Linked DNA regions of Mus musculus: region 2 is linked to region 1. The links are chromatin loops, found by intact Hi-C in ENCODE. Cell type or tissue: left cerebral cortex. All regions are shown on one strand. Links, peaks and the distances in the headings refer to the core of each region. The heading gives the core; the rest is flanking DNA.

Region 1 (11,456 bases), core at 1,447-9,446:
AGCTAAGAGTTGTACATCTGCATCTGTAGGCAGCAGGAAGAGAAAGCCACCGAGCCTGGCTTGGGCTTTTGAAACCCCAGTGCCATCCCCTAATGACACACTTCTTGGAGGTGTGTGCTACACTTTTCCCAACCAGGCTGCATCTCCTAATTCTTTCAAATAGTGCCACCCCTGGTGACCAGGCACTTAAATATATGAGCCTATGGGGGGGGGGGTCATTCTTACTCAAACCACCGCAAGCCCCCAGAGTGAGGAAGAATGGCTACCATCTCCCTGACTGCAGCAACTTAGAAGGTGGTCCTAGTGATGGTGGCAACCAATTGGAAGGCAGGAGTTTGAGGGATGCGGATGAATAGGTTGAGGGTTGAGGACCACTGCGCCTCTGATGGTTGTCTAGAGGCAGACAATACGCAGTCTGGAGCTGGAGCAGGTGCGTGCAGTGTGCATTGGGGCTTCTGCCAGTGATCCAAGATAGGAAGACATAGTGAGTGCTTAGAAGAGCACCAGCATGTGAAGGGCTGAGAAGTGGTCGGCGAGGAAAGGCCCTCAAAGGAGCCTCAGAGGGAGTGGACACAGAGAGGCTTAAAGTTAAGAGCATCGAGAAGACAGCTCTTCGTGGAAGGGGTGTGGCCTCCAGTTAGGTTGTTGGGGAATTGTAGAGATAAATGAAAGTATCCGTTAGACTTGCAAAGGCGATGACAAAAATAAACCTGGTTAATGCTGTCAGTGGTTTGAAAGTGAGCAAGAAGATTGCACCAGATTAAAGAGCAAGTGAGCAGTCTGTTAAATGTACATGTCTGTTGGTAGGAGCATGGCCACCCTTGAAGCAGGCTGAGGGACTAGGAAGAATAGAATCTTGCTTTTAGTTTAGGCTGGGAGCCATGGGAACACCAGGAGAGTCCAGGAGACTGAGGTGCTGGAGAGAGGAGGTAACGTGGGCTCCTGAGCCCAGGCAAATGCGGCCTTGGGCAGAGTAAAGGCACCGGTTTCCCCAGCGCTAGAGAAAGGGCAGATGTGGATGCAGGAACATGTGACCCTGGCATGTCGAGTCATGAGCAGAGTAGGCCACAGCTTCTGTTGTCTGACACAGGATGGCAAACCCTCTGTAAGTGAAGGGCGCTGCCCAAGTGTTATCTACTAACTGCCCAGGGTTCTTTAGCTTTTCCTGCCTCTGAGGAGGCTGACAAGACGGCTCATCAGCCACTTGCTGCCAGGCCTGATCACCCCAGTTTGATTCCTGGATGCTGCATGGTAGAAGGGAAGAACCGCAGGATGTCAGGGAGGATCCAGCCACTTTCAGTTAGGGGGAATAAAATCAGATGGAATGCTTAGGAGAAGGACTTTGTATTAATATAACTAGTGATTCAGTAGCCCAGGGAGAGGTGGTCCTCATCTGTCCCGAGGTGGACAGTCCATCTGTGACTGTCCTTCCACCTGAGCTGTTGGTTTGCTTCTGCCTCTCAGTTGCTTCTTAACTCCTTGCCTCTGACTGCCCCATGTACATTTTTTAAAATATTTTTTATTATTACGTATTTTCCTCAATTACATTTAGAATGCTATCCCAAAAGTCCCCCATACCCTCCCCCCCCCCCCCACTTCCCTCCCCACCCATTCCCATTTTTTGGCCCTGGCATTCCCCTGTACTGGGGCATATAAAGTTTGTGTGTCCAATGGGCCTCTCTTTCCACTGATGGCCGACTAGGCCATCTTTTGATACATATGCAGCTAGAGTCAAGAGCTCCGGGGTACTGGTTAGTTCATAATGTTGTTCCACCTATAGGGTTGCAGATCCCTTTAGCTCCTTGGGTACTTTCTCTAGCTCCTCCATTGGGGGCCCTGTGCTCATTCCAATAGCTGACTGTGAGCATCCACTTCTGTGTTTGCTAGGCCCCGGCCTAGTCTCACAAGAGACAGCTATATCAGGGTCCTTTCAGCCAACGCTTGCTAGTATATCCAATGGTGTCATCGTTTGGAGGCTAATTATGGGATGGATCTCTGGATATGGTGTACATTTGTTATTCGTTCAGATTTGATTGTTCCAGAGAGTGGACTACGGTTCTTAGGGACCCAAGCCATGTAGAGTTAAAGTGTCAGGTCCTTCAGGCCAGCCTGCGTGTGGCGAGTTAGGGCTGGGCAGAGAGTATAGGGCTGAGCAGGTCCCATGATTTCTGCTTCAGTAGGATAATCTCCAGTAGGCAGCAGGAATGAGAAGGAAGCCCCCACTGTCCAACTGGGCAAAAGACAGTCTAGTGATAGCTACGCAGCAGGCCACTGTGACAAGTGTGTCTCGGTGCACTTCCTTTTGACATTCAGCATGCTCTTTAGCTCTCTCACTGACTTGAGTTACAGTTGTTCAGTGGAGTGAGTACAAGGTCAATCCATCCATGATAGCTCACATCCTGTTTTAACTCTTGGGGAGGTAGCAGTTAGCCTTGGGGCCCGATGGTCTGAAACCAGCAGCTTGGGTACAGTTCTGTTGTGCTTCTGGGGGGAGCCCAGGAGTTGCTTTTCCCCTTTCTTCCTGTTGCAGGTAGGGTTCGTCTGAGAACTTAGTGGACCATACCTTGAAGCCTTTACATCCTACAAGCAATTGGAGTCTGGCTCTTTAGTAGGAAGTAGGATAGAGTAAGAGCAGGGGTTTTTGTTTGTTTGCTTGCTTTTGTTTTTATCTTGATCTTTCCTAGGTTTAGTCTGATACAGAGAACTACAAAATCATCAGGTTTGTTGTTGTTGTTTTACCAGAAATCCCAGAGCTCATTCATTCCTGACATTTGGCTGCCTTGTCCAGTGTCACTGCATGTTTATTGCTGGGTGGACACTAGACCCTGACTCCCCGACCTTGTCCACTTAATGCCCTGTCAGGGTGCCTGTAAGAGACTGAGGTTGCAGGACAGCGGGTAACTGGTTCCTTGGGTAACTGGAGGAGACCTGATTCTCTCGCTTCTCGCCTGTCCCTTGCTGCCCCCAATTGAAACTGTGTTGTATATCTATCTGATAGAACAAGATTACCAGAAATCACTTGATGTGCAGAATGCCTTTCGTGTAAGGGCATTTTCCCTATTACATGCCAGGTGCTTAGAATATGCTCTTCACACCATTCACCGTGTAATCGAGCAGAGTGCAGAGACAGGCTGGAGTCCTGTTTCCTAACTGGTATCTCACAGCTCTCTGGATCCAGCCAGGTTTGGATGAGTATGCAGGCGTGTTTACGGTGCAAAGACAGTGACTGAAATGGCCACTAGTTCCAGCTTGGGTGAGCTGCAGCAGTGGTGTGGCCCACACCGACAGTTCCCTCACTGCCTACTCTGAGATGGTACCTTTGGTCTCAGCCAACTGTTTCACACTGCTGCTCTGTCCCCTGTCAGCTGCTTCTCACCTGCTGTTCCATGTCCAGTGCCCCCCACCCCCTGTCAGCTGCTTCCTACCTGCTGTTCCATGTCCAGTGCCCCCCACCCCCTGTCAGCTGCTTCCTACCTGCTGTTCCATGTCCAGTGCCCCCCACCCCCTGCCAGCTGCTTCCTACCTGCTGTTCCATGTCCAGTGCCCCCACCCCCTGCCAACTGTTTCACACCTGCTGCTACAGCTGTGTGTTCTCCTCAGTCTGAGTTTCAGTCACCATTCTGTCCCTGTGTCCTCTTGGATTTATGACCAATTTGTATCCTTGGTCACTGTTTCCCACTTGGTGTTTGTGGTTCCCGGCTGCTCCCGCGCATTTTGGGTTCAGGAGTCTCCTGTAAACGGACTGCAGAGCCTAGTCAGCAGCACCAAATGGGACTGCCAGGGAAGTACTTAAGCCTGACCAGCTATTTTTAAACAGGGAGATGCTTGAAGCAGCCATCCTGGAATGGTCATGTGTTATAGGACTTTCTTAGCTGGCTCTTTTGCAGTTGCACTTTTTTTTTTTTTTAATTAAGAGAAAGCTCAAGTGACAGAAAAGATCCAAGGATAGAAGCACAGACCCCTGTGCCCTTCACCTGGATTTGCTGGTGGCTAACAACCACTGCGTTTGCTTTCCTCCCATACTCGCTAGACTGCAGTCATCACCATTATTGGGTGAGCCATTTGAAAGTGGGTTGAAGACATTATGAGCCTTTATTCCTAAGTACTTGGGCCGGGTTTTGCTAAGAATAAGGACATTGTTTTGCCTAATCACAGTGTACTTCAGAATTCAACAAATTTACTATTGATACAGCACAGCTGCCTGGTACAGAGACCATATCCAAAGGCTACCATTTGTCCCAATTACGCCAGGTTGTGACTTGCCGTCTCTTCGACTGCTGAGTGTGGAAGGAGATGGGGAAGTCGATGAGGCCTGGCTTTTCTCTGCAGGCTTTCCTGCTGGCGCTTCATTAGAGTGTCCTCGGAAAAGCACTTGGGAGTCTGCATTTGTGTGATGGTCAGGGTTAAATACAGCACCTAGTTGCACAACTGGTTTATCTCCCATTGCAAGTCAGCCTACCAGCATGTATAAACAGCTTTAATAACGTTCCATGGCCCTTTGACTAGAGAGAACTATCCTCTATTAAAACTACAAATCAGATCTGAGCCTTAGCACCAGGGGGCAGAGTTGAGCTTGCCGGGATACTGGAGTGGGGAATTTTCTAACTCTGGCCCCACAGTTGGATTTTAGGCGTTTTACATGGAAACTTGCTTACAACTGAAGTCAGTAATTAGCTTATTTGTTCACGTAGCTAAACCCTCCTCCTGGGTCATAGATATTTGCTGTTCCTCCAGTGACAATGAAATAGAAACCTGTCAGCTTCATCAAGAAGAGCGTGCTAAATCCTGAGAGACTGGTTTCTGTTTTCCCATTAGCAGGTTCCCATTAGCAGGCATTCTCAAATGAAGTGTCTTTGTGTGGTCTTCTGAATTTCCATAAGACTTCCCTGGCCTCAGAGTATTTATTAAAACATTAATGGATCAGAGAACCGGGTGGATTTAGATAGGAGCTAATACCGATTACCACTCTTCAGGAACTAGTTTAGCTTGCCTGTCCAGGCCAAGCCACTGAGGTGGCTGTATCAGGACCCAGATTATGAAGAGATTATAGCCTACTTAGAACAAATCTCCAGCCTGTCCAGCCTCGTTAGCAATTAGCAAGAAGGTGGCAAGACAGGGATTCCTCCCTCACAGGGTTCTCCACTGCATGATGAGAGGTTGGAGCACAATTAGGCATTCTGTCCCTGCCACCCAGCTAGCAGCTTCCTCCCAGGGATTCCTGGCAGCCTGCCAGAATCTTGGGCTCTGCAGTGGTACCTGCTTCTTAGAGAACGGGTTTGGTACAAGTTTCTTTTGTCTGTGCATCTAGAATGCCTCATAACAATTATTTTTCAAACTTTACCTCTTTCTGCTTTCACAATATTAGCGATATCTTAGGTCTGGAAAAATCTATTTTTGTTCCTGGCAAGACTCATGCCAGTGTGATGTTTTGCTGGCTGGGCACCAAGCGCAAATTTGAGACATCTATACTTTGAGACTTCCCTGTCGACAATCGTAGGGCTCAGGTCTGCAGAATGTGATGTCTTCCAGAATGAGAACACCTGTGCTGTTAGGTGTCATTGTTCCCTTGACTTGGAGACGGTCTGTTGGCTTCTGCAGGTCCGGAACATCTGTGTGCCATTTACCTGCTAGTTAGAAAGAGGCAGTGAGAACCCACTAGGCCACTGGGAATAGGTGGCCCACTGTGCCTGTCTTAGAATTAGACATCAAGATTCCCACAGTCCCCATCACCCAATAAAGTTAGTATTGATAACACTACCAGGTAAGTCATTTAGGATTGACTTTCTGTTCCGACGCCAGTTTCAAGCTAATTTGGTAACTATCAGAGTTGGTGGAACCGTTTCTTGTACTCGCAGCAAGCCTGTGAAAGTAGACAGACAGACTGGCCTAATAGCAAATAAGAGCTGAGAGTGGCTATAAAGAACCAGTCGATCTATTAAAACAAAGGTCTGATTACTGCATTTAATCACTGCAACTTAGGAGTCAACAAACTTGGCGCCAAGTCTTCCTTCTACAAAGCCATCATTTGTCAAGACACTTAAGATAATAATTCTTTGTTGTCACAGGCTTCGGGTTTCTTCCAAACCACTTAGAAAGATGTGACGGAGAACTCGAAGCCCACACTCATAAAATGCTTGATTTCTCTTGGCCTCTGCCTGTTGTGCATCTCCAAAGTGCCAGGCTTAGCTGCTGCAGCTACAGCAAGCTCACTAATTGGCACAGCACCTGCAATCAATTAGGGAAGCTTCAATTATCCAAACCAAAGCCACCCACCCAAAGATTAATTTTCTGCTCTATTTCCTATCAAAAACATAGCATATTTAGCTTGGAGTCCAGTCCTTGAGTGGAGTGTTTTTAGCCACCGTTTTTCTGATAATTGTGCCTGTCCCTTCTTTGCGGCAGCTCTCCTCTTGTAATGTCACACCCACCAGCTCTTTGAAACAGTTCTTTCTGTTGTGTTGTGTCCTTTCCAAAATGCTGAGATCACAGGAAAAAGATGTTGGTTGGGATCTTTTTGTTTGAAGTGTGGCTCTTTTTACATCTAGGATCTAGCTTCTATAACCTAAAAGCTTTAAGTAATGACGTCCCTGAATTGAATCACACTCCTAAATATGCTTGTAATTAGCCCATATAAATAGAAGCAAAATGCCCACATCTCCTTTCTAAAGAGTAATTATTTGTTCTGTTGTGTTTCTCAGAGAAGGAGCAGGCTGTAAATCGAGCTGGTATTGTCCAGGAAGATGTGCAACCGCCAGGTAAACTGAAAACGCTCAGACAATCCCTTCCGGGGCACGTGGATGAGTACTTTGCTGTGGAGTGGGTGGTTCTTCTCCCTGGAACCTGATACTGTTCATTATTTTATGATAGTTCCTCTCTTGTCAGGGCTATCTAAGACTTCATGCTAATATTTCAGTGCCTAGTACTTTTTACAAGCTTCCTGGGCCCCTCGTTTGTCCTTGGTAAGTGGACATAAAATGGAATCAAGTATGCAACAGATCATCTGCTTTGCAGACTCCCATACTGAGCACCCCTGTAAATACCTCCCTCACTGGCAGACCGTGTGTGAGGGTGAGCACTAAGGTTCAGTTTCCTAGAGAAGTTCTCAAAGCTCCCTTCAGGGACGTGTGGGATGTTCCTTTAAAATGATACAAGTTGGCTGAGTACGAGAGATTTTCTAGCTTATTAACCAAACTCCTGCAGTCTGGTGGTCCTAGGCTAGATCCATTTCTTCCTAGCAGGGAAGAGTTCCTAAGCCTTTAAAAGGATACCTCATAGCTGCCATGGCTGCCTCGTTGCAGGGTTCCAGTGGCTGCACTCACCCATTTCAATGTCTCAGCCACATGGAAATTGCATGGCTCAATTTCCACATCATCTTGTTTGTTTGGGATCAAGGGGGTGTGTTCAGTCATTTAGCAATGAATCCTGATAGGGTATTTGTGTTTCTTTCCATAGGGTTGAAAGTGTGGTCTGATCCATTTGGCAGGAAATGAGGCTGTCAGCAAGTCTGATGAGGAAAGTGGACGTCTTTATCCTGTGCACTCCGCAGTGGGGACAATAGATGCCTCACTGTGGCAGCATGGCATGGAGAGGGAACTCTCATGCTGCTAGCCAGACCCCTTGTGATAGAGACTGTGTGCAAAGACAGTGCTTCCCTTAACTCCCTGGAGAACCTGAACAGATGCCACCATTAGGAAGTGCCTTGCGGCTCCATTGACTTTGCAGGAGCAGAGCCAGCCTGCAAGGCTGTTTGTGGAAGATCTGCTGCTCCTGCAGTCTTTATCACTTCCAAGCTGTGATGTGAACACAAGCAACCTGTGGGCTCAAGGTCCGTGGCTGCTCTGACACCTTCTGAATAAGCGATTTCAGTGCAAATGGCCTTGCCAAGCTGCCTCGCAGGGCTCTTGGAGGATGTTTCAGTTGATAAAACTGTTTGAAGACAGGATCCTTGGCACTGTTTAAGAATATACACTGCTCAGCTTAACCATCTCATTGAAAGTCACTGTGTGTGGAAGTGAATAGGGAGCGAGTCACACTAGACTATACCACACACAGTAGACTCCTGCGTGAGGCTGCAGGTATTAAAATGGTTTCTCTTAGTTTGCTGGTGTGTACTGTTTTTATATTTTGTGTGTGTATATGTTTGTTTTATTTGGATGGGTGGTGTTTGTTGGCTTTGGATTTTGTTTTTTGAGACAGGGTCTGTCAGACCAGTCAAGCCTTGAACTCCCAGAGATCCACCTGTCACTGCCCAGTAGAATTTTTTTGTAAATTGAATTCTGATGTGAAGAAGTAGAAGTAGTGCTATTGTCTAGATTCTATTTGAGTAGATATCCGTGTAGTAATAGCTATTTGTAGACAAGGTGAGCGGCACACTTCTTGTGGCAGCTGTGGCATTAGGTTCTCCAGAGAAACAGAACTGATGAGATGAATATGATTTACATCAGTGACTTACAGGCTGTGGTTCACCTAATCCAACCATGCCTGTCTTATCAATGGAAAGTCCAAGAATCCAATAGTTGTTCAGTCCAAAAGGCTGGACTTTAGTATCTACCAGAATCCCGAAAAAGTCGTCTGTAATCCCCGTGAGAGCAACGGCAAGCAGGCAGAGAGCACACACTTCCTTGCATGTTTTTCGTATAGGCCTCCACCAAAAGGTGTGGCCCAGACAAAAGGTGGATCTTACCACCTCAAAAGATCCCGATTAAAGGTGGGACTCCCAGTTCACGTGGTTCAGTTAAGAAAAATCCCTCACAGGTGTACCCAAGCACTTGGGTTTTAGTTATTTCCGGATAAAATCAAGTTGACAACCAAGAATAGCCAACACAGCTGTTACTGGAGTGCCCGTCGCCCACCGGGTTCCCCGCCAGGAGTCGCGGCAGTGATGCTAAGACCCAGTTTCCTCTTGCTGGGCTTACTTTCTCCCTCCCTTGCTTCCTTGTCTTTGGTTCCTTCTGTGTCTGTCTTCTGCCTTCCCCTCCTCCCTACGACTCCCCTTTTCCTTTGATCCCTCTCACTTCTCACTTCTCACTTCTGGTACCCTGCCTACTTTTGCCTCAGGAGGCTACACGACTTGGTACTGTTCTCAGCAGAAAGCCTTGTGTTTCTGCAGCCTGTGTTTTCACGAGGTGCTTGGTGGCAGAATTTCATAATTGTCAACTTGGCATTCTCTTAACACACTGCTGGCTCAATTATGTAATGACTGGCAAACGGGAATGAGATTGATAGTTCTAAAACCAAAGTCATCATTTTGGGGAGACATTGCCTAATATAGAATTGACGTTCAGTTAACAACCCAATAGAGGGAGCTGACTAATTAGTTGTGCATTTGCCTACTGTTTTCCTTGGAGGGGGCACCAAGAAGTTATGTAATTTAAAGTCAAATCGTGCAAATGCTCCATGGAGCCTGATGACTGAGGCATGTACATCTTCTGGGCTGAAGGACTGTGGCAGCAGACTCTCCTGAGTCAGATCTTTGTCCTGGGACCTACCTCCCCTTGTCTTCAGTCTACCTTTTTGCAATGATACAAGGGCTTCCTATCCTCAGTCACCTTGACGCTTGTAGCAGGAGTGTTCTGTGTCTCAGACAAGCCTGCAGAGGGCTGCCCATGCCTGCCCCATGAGTGGCGAGAGGTGCCCTAGTGAGGATAGACAGAGGGCCTCACAATCCAGGAGTCCTAGTGTGCCCCCCTCTCCCAAGGACAGTGATTGAAGCACTTTCCTTATAAGAGGCAGCTTAGGTGCATTTAGGAAACAGGTCTGCTATTGACTAGATACATCGGGTTCTAATTTGGTGATTTCCTGGGGAGGGTAATCATTTCCCAAGTGCTTTGAACGACAACACTTCTACTGTCTGTCACCTTTCTGGGATAGAGACTTCCCCTTTAGGGGAAAATCAGACCATTACATCTTAAACCTTTTGATCTCTGGATAGCTTTACACTTTTTAAAACACACTGTCTCAAGGCTGTAAGCAGGAGAGCAGCGGTGGGGTTACCCAAGATCCCGCTTTGCCCTCTGCATGCACGCACAAACATGACACATTTTTTTAAAGCTCCACATTGTGTTCATGCAAATTATACCTATAGAAAAATGCACTGTATTACTACATTCTTAAAAAAACAAGAATTATATTACTTTAAAAGTGTCAATTATGATTATGTAGATTAATAGAATGTTGTATGAGAAAATTTTATTTTTTAAAACATAAAGTAGTTTCTGGGAAAACAGTTTAGTGGGTAAGATCACTTTATGTAAGCACGAAGACCTGAGTTCAAATCCCCAGCAACCACATAAAAAGCTGACATGGCCACAAGCACCTGAAACCCCAGCACTGAGGGGAAGAGACAGAAAAACCACCGAGGATCGCTGACTGCCGGTCAAGCTCCAGGTTCAACGAGAGACCCTGTCTCAGACATTCGGTGGCAAGGAGAGAGCAGGGCAGCTGGCCCCCGAATGGCTTCCATCCATACTGACATGTACCCACATATCTTTCGTATACATGCACCACATATAAGTACTTGTGAATATCTGTCCCAACAGAAGACCTTTGCATTCTCACGTTTCTCTGCCTTGGGTCTCTTTTATTATTATCTCTGCATTCGCACGAGGGCATGGAAGCAGAAATGTTTTCAAGGGAGGTTTTGAGTTCTTGCTCCTCAGTCAAACCTTTCGAGGACTGTGTAGTGGAATCTCATCTGTTGCCCTGGCTGGTTAGTTGTCCTGGACCTGTTTTGCTGTGTTGGAAGAGGTTGTAACAGGAGGGGAGGAACTGAAAGCATACTTGCTGTTACTGGGATAAAGAAAGCTCCATCCAGCCATTCAAATGCCCAACGGTACCTCCTGTGGGTACATTTGTAAGCCCACAGCCAGAAATAGCAATACCGCTGAGCAGTTGCAAATTTCAGCCTGGGAACACTGAAGTGTGTAACAGGACCATTCCCTTTGGCTGATAAGAAGCTCAGACACTGGGGCTCTGCTCTTCAAGAACTGCCTATGGATACTGGGGAGAGGGCTCAGGTTAAGGGAACCAATAGTTTGATTCCCAGCACCACACACTCACGACCCTCTAAATCCAGTCCAGGGTATCTCATGCCCTCTGAGAGCACCAGTCATGAATGTGGTGAACACCCATGTGATATGTGCTCACACAGAAATAAAACTTTAAAAGAAGTGCCTGTGAATGTGCGGCATGTCCATGGTCACTATGGTGACCTCATCCCCTTCTCACGCCATTTTCTTCTCACTTTAGTTTTGGTCTTAGACTGTATGTTAGAGCCTTCATTCAAGATGAGGCATGGCATACATGATATGTATTCAACTGAAAACTCATTTATAGTTAATAGAGATGAAGTAAAATCATACAGATTAATATATTAAAAATACCTTTTTAAAAAACCTTATACTTTTTTACAGTGCTAAAAAACTAGTCTTGAGAAGTACCTAGAATTCTGACTTGTG
Region 2 (11,456 bases), core at 2,083-10,082, 50 kb after region 1:
TGTGTTCTCTACCTGTTCTGGACTCTTTGAGCTGCTCATTGGTTGCTAAGTAGCTTCAGCCTGTCTCTTTGGGGAGGGTGGGGGGATGGAGATTTCAAGGATCTTCGCAGAAGCTCTGTGCCCCGGGCATCATACCCCACCCCCACCTCTGTGGCAGGAGCCAGGTTCTTTTATACAGGTCAGTACCTTTTATTCCATTTCAAAAGTCTAAGTCTGAAAAATCAAAACACCTCAGGAGATGTGAGGCAGCTGGTTTAGATTAATACATAAGTACAAATGACTGAGTGCAGACCTTTTGTCCCTGCAAGGCAGAACTTTAAAAGCAAGGAGAGGTGGGGGCTGGCGTGGGGAAACAGAAAACACTGCTCAGCCCAGCCCCAGCTCTTTCCTTACTGCCCGGTGGGTCTTGGAACAAGTTCATTAGCAAACAGCGAAAGCAAGCTGCAGTAGCCAGCTCTGGCTGGTCACAGCTTCCTGGGTGGCCTTGTCTCACCCCCAATTAATGTAGCCTTTCCTTCCCACATCATGGTCCCTTCTGTACCTGACTTTCACTTTCTATGGGCATCTTTGGTGGGTGGGTGTGTGGGGGGTAGATGTCCAACTCCCCATTCGCATAGTACTATGGTATGGATATTATATGTCTCCAAAAGGCTCCTCCTGTGCTCGAAGCTTGGTCCCCAGGGTGTTGACATGCAAATGCTTTGAGAGGTGAGATCTAGGAGACGGTGACAATTAGACATTGGGGGTTCCATCTCTGCCAGGTTTTGAAGATACCAAGGAATCTTTGCTGAGATACCCTTGCTAAGTTGTGCAGAGCCTCCAGCCACCGTGAGGAGGAGGCAAATAAGCCTTTTTACCTTTTAAGTTACAAGCCTCAGGCTTTACGCTAAAGCAATACAAAGTGGTCTATGGTGCAGGGTAAAAGCTATCATTTACTTCTTTAGTCACTCTCCCTTCTCTTCCCCTGCCTCTAAAGATCCCAGAGAGTGAGAGCCTAGAGGGTAGGGACCAATCCTGTGTTCCGCAGGTCACAGTGAGGGGATCAGCAAGTTTCTCTTGGATTACTTCTATTAAAGGAAATCTTCCAACTCTTGGAAGCAAACGAGCCTAGGACTGAGTGACTTGCGGTCCTTCCGAATGGATGAATTACAGCTGTTCATCCTTACAGGGGTCCTCAGGGGTGGTCCTACACATGCTTTCTGAATGTTCTTTCAATGTCTTTAGGAGAGTTTCCCCACTCCTTGCAGAAGAAAGCCAGATACTGAGTATGCTGTGTTAGCACACAGCTTTCCATCCTGCATAAATGCCAATGGCCGGATTCCCTTGCTAGCAGGGAAAGCCTAGGGTTGTGTTGCTGTCACGTATGATACACTGAGAACCAGTTTTGTGCCTACGCCAGCAAGCTAATTTTAACATTTCTTTCCTTCCTTCCTTTCTTTTTTTTTTTTTTGCATAAACATCTAAAATATTATTTAAATAAGCTTCGCCTTCAACCTAGTTTCCCTGTTATTTTCAATGAGATCAATAACACATTGACATGCATCCACTTTATACGTTGTAAAAGCCGTGTCTTTCAGCTCCTTGGAAACTGTGTTTTGATATCTCACAGGAATTGTGAAGTGCCTAAATAATAGTAGCCCCCACTGTGTTTTCTTAAGACCTGGACCCCACGCTGACATTTTCTATGCCATCTCTCTAGTCCTCACTGGGGCTTGTGAAGGGGATCTTTATTTCATTAGCGAGCTCTGTGGCTCAGAAGAGTCCAGCAATGTGCCCAGGCTGGGCACAGAACTTTACTCTCTCTGGTCCCCAGGATAGCCCCAGAGCACGGAACCCATGATCCTGCATTTTTAGAAAATCAAGGCTTATTTACCTGGTAAATGGCTCAGTCAGGTCTGGGAACCCGACATTCACCTACTTCTATTTCATCAACCAGGTGACCTCTGAGAAGTCCGCGGTTCCTGGCACAGTAGAGACACCGTTGTTGGGAGTCAAGAGATGCGGGAGTAGGCTGAGACTCTTAGATAGCTCCATGGCAACGTATGCATCTCCTCCTTGATCCATAGAACATGGAGACTACTGCCTAAGAACGTAGCTGCTGGTCCCTAAAACATCAGGGACCGGAAATGAGGGATGAACCAGAAATGAATTGAGGATAGTCAGTGACCATTGCTGTGGTGTGTGTTGTGATTTTGGGAAGAGGAAGTCTATTGGGGAGAGTATGGGGAAAAGGTTTGCTGTTGATGTTGTTGTTGTTGTTGTTTTGAGGCAGGGTCTCATAGAGCCCAGGTTGATCTTAAATTTGCCAGGTAGCAAGGATGGCTTTGAACTCATTTTCCTGCCACCGCCCCCCCCCCCCCATCTCTCTGGTTCTGGAATTACAGATGTGGAACGCCACATCTGGCTTCAAAAATGCCTTTTTCAAAGAGAAGGAAAAAAAAGGAAAGAAAAGAAAAAGATTGCATGGTGATGTCTGTACAGAACCGAGGAGCAAGCCCAATCCAGTGCAGCGCCCTCTACAGACCCCTGTGGGACACAGGCCCCCTCTAGGAATGAGCAGAGCAGACTGGTGTTTCTGACGGTTCTGCTCAGCACTTCTGTCCGTAGTGTTTCAATCCATCGCAAAGGGCTACAGACAGGTGCTTAAACAATGGAAACCGATTTTCTCACAGTGCTCAAAGTGAAAACGTAAGGTCTTGGCAGGATGCACTTCTATCGCCGTCTCTCCCTGGCCTGTAGACGGCATCTTTCCTTGCGACTTCCCAGGGTCTTCTATCTGTGTGTCATGTCCTAACGTCTCCTCACAAGCCCAGCAGACAGGCCGAGGGTGGGGCCCACCCAGGTGGCCTTGTTTGGCCTGACCTCTTAGAAGGCCCCATCTCCAAATGCTGTGAAGTAATAATGTCTCAAGTGGCTGAAGGGTGTTCACAGGAACTTGAGGTTGATGAACCTCTGCTTACAAGAGGCCAGGAGCTACTATTTCCTGGTTTTCAGAAAAGGAAACAGGGGGACAGAAAGATCGGTAACTTATCCCGATATATAGCTAACAATAGAAACAGCGCTGAGCAGAACTAGCCGGATACTATAGCCTGAGCACAGAGCTCCTGCCTGCACACACCCACACCCACAGAGGTAGGGCTGTAGCCATTCATGATTCTCTAGTGCAGCAATCAAGACTTAGGCGACACCTCTTGGCCAAGGTCACTTAACTTGACAGATGGCAGAACAGGAGTTCCAGCCTAGACATCCTGTCTCCAAGTCCAGTCCCACGAGGCCCCCTTAACAGGCTCCTTTGACAGCAGATGGGGTTAGCAAATGGTTCTAGGGAAGTGGGGGAGAGTTTGGGGATAGTGTAATTGATCCTCTACCCCGTGGTGTCCTTACAAGGGATTTTGTGAGACAATGGCTTCCTCGCACCATTGACATAAGTTTTTCAGGAACTGCGATGAAGCTAGAACATATCCAGGCAATGCTGATGGAGAGGATGTGAGTCCAACCTCTTTGAGATTCCCACTCCCTTGTAGGTTTGCCCACTTCTAGGTCCTGTCCCAAACAACACAACCCTTCTTAATACTAATAGCACTCATTAGGGATGAATCTACCCCCCATTTCAAGTACCTTTTTGTACAGCCTTCTTTAACCTTCTCAACAGCTCAGAGAGTCAAGGGTAGCATTGTGACTTCTCTGTTTACATACCAAGAAAGACCCTGGGGCAGCTCCTTCCCCAGGGTCACTTAGGCTGTAGTTGAGGGAGCCTGCACAGCCTAAACTCTAGCCCTCTTCATGGATAACTGACAGAGAACTGATGGATCACCGCCCCCCACCCCCCGACTTTCTTAATGTATTGCTTGGTTTTCCAGGAAAAGCTAAGCACACCTGCTCTATGACACATTTTCCCTTAAAACCTTTAATCAGGAAGGGCAGGGAAGACCCCAGGGAGACATCAGGGACCCTCTGTGGGGACGGGGTCCAAGATGCTCTGGGGCAGAGGAAATAATTCAATCTTGAAAAGTCAAGGGACACTTGGTAAGTGGAGTGACAGCTCCCTGGCTCTTCAGGGCTGGCTAGGGATTCACCAGGCAGACAGACAGATGTTGGCACAAAGGATAGCAGTGGCTGATATGTATGGAGCTGGGAACCACATAGAAAGGGGGTCAGCCCAGAGTCAAAGCTGATGATGGGGTACCATGCTGAGAGAGCAGCTTTATTTTTGTGACTATGACATTTTAAAGTCCCAAGGATTCTTGAAATGATGTGGTCTTTAAACTCCACGAAGGATTTTACTGACACTGCAGTCCCCTTAGTAGCCCAGGAGCCTCACAAGCCTCGTCTCCCATCCCAGGCCTCCCTTCTGGCCTCACCTCCCAGCCTCTGGTCTTCATGGCAGGCCCTCCCTTCCTGTTCTTCTGAGAAAAGCCAAGCACCTGACTTAGGCTTTGACCTTGTCACTCCGCATACCTAGCTTCTCTTCTTACCCTTTAGCACAATTCCATCTCATGAGCTAGCTATGGTCATCAGAACTTTAGTACCGCTCTCGAGAAAGGTTTATTAAATGAATGAATGAAGTCCATTTTAAAAAAAATTCCAATTCGTTGAACGTGAGTGTACGGAGAGCTGTAAGCCATCATTGCACTGAATAATTAACTGGGACACACAGTTGCCTTTCGGCATCCCTGATCACTCTGTTATGCCTGAATTGCCTGCAGGTCACCAACAGAACCTCTAGTAAGGGTCTGGGCTGCAGTCAAGGTGAGGCAGCTTAGCAATTTGGCTCTTGTGCTCAAGGCTCCATCTAACAACCGTGCTCCTACAAACACGTCTCAGCACCAGAAAAGAAGCCGTGAAATTGCCTGAATTGAGAAGCTGACAGGAGAGCAAAAGGGCCCTGTCAAAACCCAACTTAGCTAAAAGACAAAAAGGCAATTCTGTCTAGCTACAGCAGCATGTTCCTAAGACTGGGAGAGGGGAGAAGGATGGCTTCCCTCCCTCCTCGTCCCCTCCCCTTCCCCTTACCTCCTCCCTTTCTTCTACGCTTCCCCCAAGCCTTCTTTGGCCCTCACTGTCTTCCTACATCCTTAATTGAAGGGTGAGTGAAATCACTTGTCTTCAGGAAAAGATATTCCTGACAAATTAGTGGTGGTCAAAATAGCAATAATGTCTCCCAAAAGCGCAAGCACCCTCTCTCTCTCTCTCTCTCTCTCTCTCTCTCTCTCTCTCTCTCTCTCTCTCTGGAAGTGGAGAGTCAGGATCAGCTCTTTTGATATTTGTGAATTCTCTCCCCTATCTCTTCAAGGCACTGGCCTCTTGTCTTTGTTCCCTGGCTCATTCAGCACAACAACAGCAACGTCTCCGGCAGAAAGTTCCTGCATTCTGCAATTTTATTCAGGACTTGGGTTTACGTCTCACGGTGTTAGTCCCTCAGGGTCAATGATACCATTAGCTGATTATGAAGAAGCCAAGATCCTCTTTATTGGGTGCAGCTCTACATGGCTTTGTTTTGTTTCCAGATTGGGTCTGATTGTGGGGTGGCTTAACAAACACAGGGGTGGAGCAGCTTAAGTCATTCATGGCCAGGATCCTGATGAAGAAATTAGGGCTTACTGAAGACAAAAACACCCAGCCTCTTCTCTATTACGAGGAGAAAAGAAAGCATGGCTCTAAATTTTAAATGCCAACCAACAACTGGTTTTGAAATTGTTATTTAGCTGCAGTGATGGTGGAGACCCTGGGAAGCAGATGTCTCACAGTTCATGAGAGAGATTTTTCAACCCTTAGGAAAGACTCAGGTAGCCCTGAGAAATTCTGAGGATGAAATTTGCACGCTGAATTTCCTAAAATTCGGTGTGTGCGGGTGGTGGATTTTAAATAGCTGGAGTGTTCAATTTGTAGAGCCCCTTGGGGGTTAGGTAATTGCCTGGCAGCTTGTGTGAGTTCTGCTGGCAATGGGCTCAGGAGATTTACTCCTTGAAGAATGCGAGGAGAAGTGATTTCCCAATATTTGCAAATTGGCAAGCTGTGACGTTTCTGAAAAAGCAGATGGAGTTTAGGGAGAGCCCAGAGCAGTGGCCGGAAATCCCTGCACGGAGGATGCTGTCGGAGTCAATTCTCCATGTGAGCAGTAGATGGCGCTAGCTGCCTTCCCTGGCAGAGCTGCAGCCTCTTTCCCCAGGTTCTTAGATGGCCCTGGAGATTCCATCTAAGAAGAGCCAGAATTGCTTCCCATAGGAAGCATGATTGGGGGAGTGCGAAAAGGGGCTTGTGGTGTGTTCACGACTTAATGACAACACGTAGACTGGTCAAAGGTTAATGCCTTTAAAACAGTGGTGAGCTGTTTTGTACTGTTGTTTCCCAGTTGCTTCTTGTGAGGAAGGGGTGGTCCTAGCACGGAAAGATCTCAGCAGCCAAGAGCACTGTAGAAATGTGATTTTTCAGCTTGGGTAAAGATATGGTTCTTTTTCCTTCCTAATAGCTGGGAGACTCAGAGCAACCAAGGGGCCCTAGGCATGGGGTCTATAGGCACAGGATGGGAAAGTCTGTACGGAAGCTCAGCAGAGCACTGCCCACCCCACCCCTGTGCGCAGTGAATGCTGTGTCAGAAGCCAGGCATCTTCTCCCAGATCTGAGCAGTGTCTCTATACACAAAGGGACATAAAGAATCGCCCCTAGGAAACCTTAAGTTCAGATGACGCTGTGCTGTTATCAATCATTCCTGATCCATCTCAGGACTACAGCTGCTCACACACTCTTTTAAAATGCCTTGAATTATGGGAGGGAAATGATAAAAGTAAGTTGTGTGTGTGTTTGAATAAGAATGTATTGTGTCTACACTATTGATTGGCAAGGGAGAGACTAACAGGTCAGTTTGTGTATGAGTGAGGAAAGCCTAGGCTTTGATTTCAGATAATTCTCCTACCATCAGCAGGAATATTGTCTGTATTTATAATTTATACATATGTTGTTTATTTAGTAAGGATCTAGGAAGAAAACTAGAAACGACTGTAGGTTTTTCTCCCTCCCTCCCTCCCTCCCTCCCTCCCTCCCTTCCTCTTGCTCGCTTCCTTTCTTTCTCTTTCTCTACCTCTCCCTCTCTCTTCTTTCTTCTTTCTTCCTTCCTTCCTTTCTTTTTCTTTCTTTCTTTCTTTCTTTCTTTCTTTCTTTCTTTCTTTCTTTCTCTCTCTCTCTCTCTCTTTCTCTCTCTCTTTCTTTTTTCTTTCTTTCTTTCTCTCTCTTTCTTTCTTCTCTCTCTCTCTCTCTCTCTCTCTCTCTCTCTCTCTCTCTCTCTCTCTCTTCCTTCCTTCCCTTGACAGGGTCTCTATATGTAGATTTGGGTGTCCTGCACATGATCTTGAACTCACAGATCCACCTGCTTCTACCTCCTAAGGTTGTGTGTACCACCACAGCTGGCCACTGCAGGTCTTTCAAATACAGGGCATTTTAATAGAGGGAGTTTGTTATACACAGGAGGGTGAGCTGAGAAGCTAAACGGAAGGAGGTGAAAGCACCCAAAAACATCAAGCATAGGAAACCACAGTTGTCCCTAAGGCAGGGGGACGATAGAAACACTGGTGCCTTAAGATGACCAGGCAAGGTAGTGCTTCTCAACCTTCCTATTGCTGTGCCTCTTTAATACAGTTCTTCATGTTGTAGTGACCCCTAACCATAAAGTTATTTTTATTGCTACTTCATAACTTTATTTTGCTACCGTTATGAATCGATCATAACGTTGAGAACTGCCGAGGTGAGGTTTATGGCTGGTGTAAAGTGAAAACTGCCCACATGATCTAAAGTCATGGCAGGATTTGATAGCTTGGGAGAGGCACAGAGACTGGGGGAGCATCCTGTTGTTCATTTTCTCCTACCCTTCGGTCTTCTACCATACTATCCCATTGCCTAAACCCACCCAGAAGCCAGAGGTAAGAAGACCTTGAGTGGAGTTCCCTGGGATATAGAGATAAGCAGAGGAAAAGCAGGGATGGACGGAATGAACCCACAGCAGACAGGGAGACTAGTGGTATGTTAAAGATCTTGCTGTTATCAAGAAATTTGGATGTGTGGTTGTTTATCTGTGTGTGTGTGTGTGTGTGTGTGCACTCGCATGTGTATACACACATGCACTTATTATAATGTTGAGGTGAAGAATGTGAACCAGCTGTGTAACATGGGCAGGCAACTGGGCTTCTTTGCATCTCTTTCTCTGTACATTTGGATTAATAATGAGTACCTCAAGGATTTGTGAGGGATCAATAAGGTCATCTTTGTCAAGAGCTTGGAGTGATGTCTAGTCCAAGGTAGCCAGAACTCTGGACTGTGTTCTTTAAATCTGTCCAGGCTGTCTTGTGTGTGGGTCTAGTTTGTTTTCTTTTTTTTTAAGATTTAGTTATTTATTTTATGTATATGAGTACACTGTAGCTATACAGATGGTTATGAGCCTTCAAATGGTTGTTGGGAATTGAATTTTAGGATCTCTGCTTGCTCCAGTCAACCCCACTCACTCAGTCCCTGCTCCCTCTGTCCCAAAGATTTATTTATTATTATACATAAATACACTGTAGCTGTACAGATGGTTGTGATCCACCATGTGGTTGCTGGGATTTGAACTCAGGACTTTCGGAAGAAGCAGTCAGTGTTCTTAACCCCTGAGGTATCTCTCCAACCCGTCTAGTCTGTTTTCTAACTGCACACAGGTTCCTGCCCTATTTGAGTCCCTGCCTTCAGTGACAAGCTACGAGGGGAAATGGACACCAGACAAACCCTTTCCTTTCTAACTTGATTTTGGTTGTTGTGTTTCATTATAGCAATGGTAACCCTAATACTCAAACTCACTGTTGTTTGGGATGGCTGAGTGGCAGGCATGTGTTGGATTTGTGTGACAGTGTGTGAAGTGGACTGACATTTAGGAGGTTTTCAGTGTCTTCAGTTTACTGTGATTGACTCTGTGTGTGTGTGTGTGTGTGTGTGTGTGTGTGTGTGTGTGTGTGTGTGTGTGTGTGTTATGCACACCACACATGTATATGCTCCACGGTCAGGGGGAGGGTGTCAGGTACCTACTATCAGTCTCTGCCTTATTTCTTATTTCAGAGAAAGTCTCTCACTGAACCTGGAGCTAGACTGGCAGCCAGCAAGGCACAGAAATCCTTCCTTGGGGTTACCAGTGTGCACAGGACCATGCTTAGCTTGTTACCCAAATGCTGGGATTCAGACTCTTGTCCTGTGCCTGGGAAGCAAACAAACATGTTAACCCCTGAACATCTCTCCATGCCCTGAACTTGTCTTTAGCTTCTTGTAAATAAAGGTTGGTTGGCTCTACACAGAAGTTCCAGAGCAGAGAGTCCACCCCTCTGAGTCGCTGCTATTCGGATCTGCACACTGCCCTGTGAGCTAGATGTTTTCATCAACTTAGAAAATCAAGGTGCAGAGGAATTGAAAACATCCCAATGTCTGGGACAAGATTGGACCCAGGCCTGTGCTCCCTCCTCCTGCTATCCCACCCCAAAAAGTGTGGAGCGGAAATTTGCTTTTCACCATGGCCAGGAGTGTGTGTTGACTGTGGGTATGAAATGTGAATAAGAAGATCTGTTACAGATGCTCAAATGGCCACAGCATGACCCCAGAGGGTCAGAGCCAAGAGTGTGTCAAGTGATTGCAGATCTTGGCACTTTCCAGGAGATGCCAGGTATTATTGCCAATGGGCACAGCTAGCTGGTGGGAGAGGCACTCACGGAGAGCTGTGGTCTTGGTGGGAGAACACAGCTTCTCAATTCTACTGATTATCCCCAACCCCATTGTGTCCCTGTGAATGATGGCACTTTGTAATCAGAAGCTCAGCCAGTATAGAGTGGGCTCATTTGGACAATTGCTATGTATTTGCAAAGATGAATGTGGACCATTTGTCTATGCCTTGTTGTCTCAGCAGGTCTGGAGTCAATGCTAATGAGAACAGATCCGTTTTCCCCTCAGCATGATTTTGAGCACATTGTACCTGGGTTAAAAGACCTCCGTGGCAGCCCGTTACCTACAGGGTCGAGGCCAAGTGCCATGCTAGGATGGCATCGTGTCTTCAGAACTGGACTCAGCTTGCCTTTCCAGCTTCACCTGGGATTCCCACACACACTTTGCTCCATCTTCTGTGTGTAGGCCCCAGTTGCCTACCTTCAGCCTGCCTCCAGCTCTCCTGACTGTACCTTTGCCTGTGCCATTACCTCCATACAGAGGAAACAATGGTGTTTAGTCCAGGGAGCCTTCTACAGCCTTCCCTACTATCCCACTGAGGAAACAGACAGAATTAAGCCTTATGTTGAGCACTCACATGTAAATTCATTGACTTGTTTAAGATTTATTTGAATGCCTACTTTACACTGGGTACTGGTACGCGTGGCAATTCGGTAGTGAGTTTGATATAAGAAATGAATCTGATGTGTAATGTGTACCAGCGTTCTGGTACCGTCACCGTGGTGACCTACAACAGCACACATTTATTTGTTGGTTCTTTCAGAGGGCAGAACTGTGGAATTGAGGCATTGGCAGGGCTGGTTCCTTCTGGGAGCTCGGAGGAAGTTCCCCTCTGGGCCCCCATTGGCATCGGATGGCTGACTACCACCTTGGCATTCTCTGGCTTGTGGATACACCACTCCAATTTCCACTCTCTTTCTCACACCTCATTTCCCCTGTGCTTTTCTGTTTCTCTTCTCTCTTTAGGACACTTGTTCTTAGATTTAGGGTCCTCCCTACATCCCGATGATCTCATCTCAAGATCCTTGGCTTAATTACATCTGCAAAGACCCTTTATCAAAGTTAACATTATTCAAGGTTCGTAGAGGAAGGTCATATATATATCAGGAGGGCACCACTCACAGTGTTTTAAGTAAGAGATTTATTCTCCCTTGAGGAGAAGCTTGAAGGTTGGTAACCACCAGCCTTAGTTTATTCCCTAACCTCTCCACAGTTCCGTTATTCTTTCCCTCATCTTGGCTTGTGGTTACCTCAGCTCACTATATCTGCAGTGAGGAGGATGTAGGTGACAGCATCAGGCAGTCACACTGAACCCTGTTGTCACCAAAGCTCAAGTTTTAGCTTCCACATAGCACACATCTCAGAAAGAAAGGCTTGAGTTCCTCTGCCTCTGAGGTGGGTGAGGCAGTGTTTTATCAAGGCTAGAAGATACACTGTGACTAACACAGGGTCCCCTGTCCTCAGAGAGCTGAGAATTATGGTCTCAGTCCTCAGGAGGACCTTGACCTTAGATGTATTTGGCTGTAGGAAACAGATTGAGAGATGGTGAGCCTCATGTGTATTGTTCCCTTCAATGAAGGACTATTGCCTCAGTTGCTGGGGTCACTTTCCATATTTTACCTCCAATAACCAGAACACCAGAGTCTCTGTCTCAGCTGCAGAGTCATCTTGCCCAAGGACACACATTTTCCAGAGAGTATCATATACAAAGCCCAATCTTTTCATTG

Evidence for each region. Hi-C counts contacts between places; a loop is a spot of excess contacts. Peaks named below come from ENCODE experiments on the same cell type or tissue, not always from the same donor. Only the 100,000 strongest peaks of a DNase experiment are listed, where the experiment ranks them.
Region 2: a loop joins it to region 1, with 2.3 times the contacts of the local background. A loop is called at or near these places in 4 of 42 quality-filtered maps.

The regions. Positions count from the first base shown.
Region 1 is chr5:53,270,445-53,281,900 of GRCm38, forward strand. It overlaps Smim20 (small integral membrane protein 20), which reads left to right. Exons shown (of 3, transcript NM_001145433.1): 2 at 6,699-6,755; 3 at 7,453-8,096. The coding sequence ends at 7,490. Among named protein-coding and RNA genes, the nearest start is that of Gm40303, 9.0 kb to the left of the region's middle. In left cerebral cortex, for the core only: CTCF peaks have their summits at 3,219 and 4,567 (motif pointing right); DNase peaks (open chromatin) are centred at 3,204, 3,795, 4,552, 5,229 and 2 more places; H3K27ac peaks cover 320 bases.
Region 2 is chr5:53,320,148-53,331,603 of GRCm38, forward strand. No RefSeq gene overlaps it. Among named protein-coding and RNA genes, the nearest start is that of Gm40303, 59 kb to the left of the region's middle. In left cerebral cortex, for the core only: CTCF peaks have their summits at 2,532 (motif pointing left) and 6,115 (motif pointing right); a DNase peak (open chromatin) is centred at 6,109.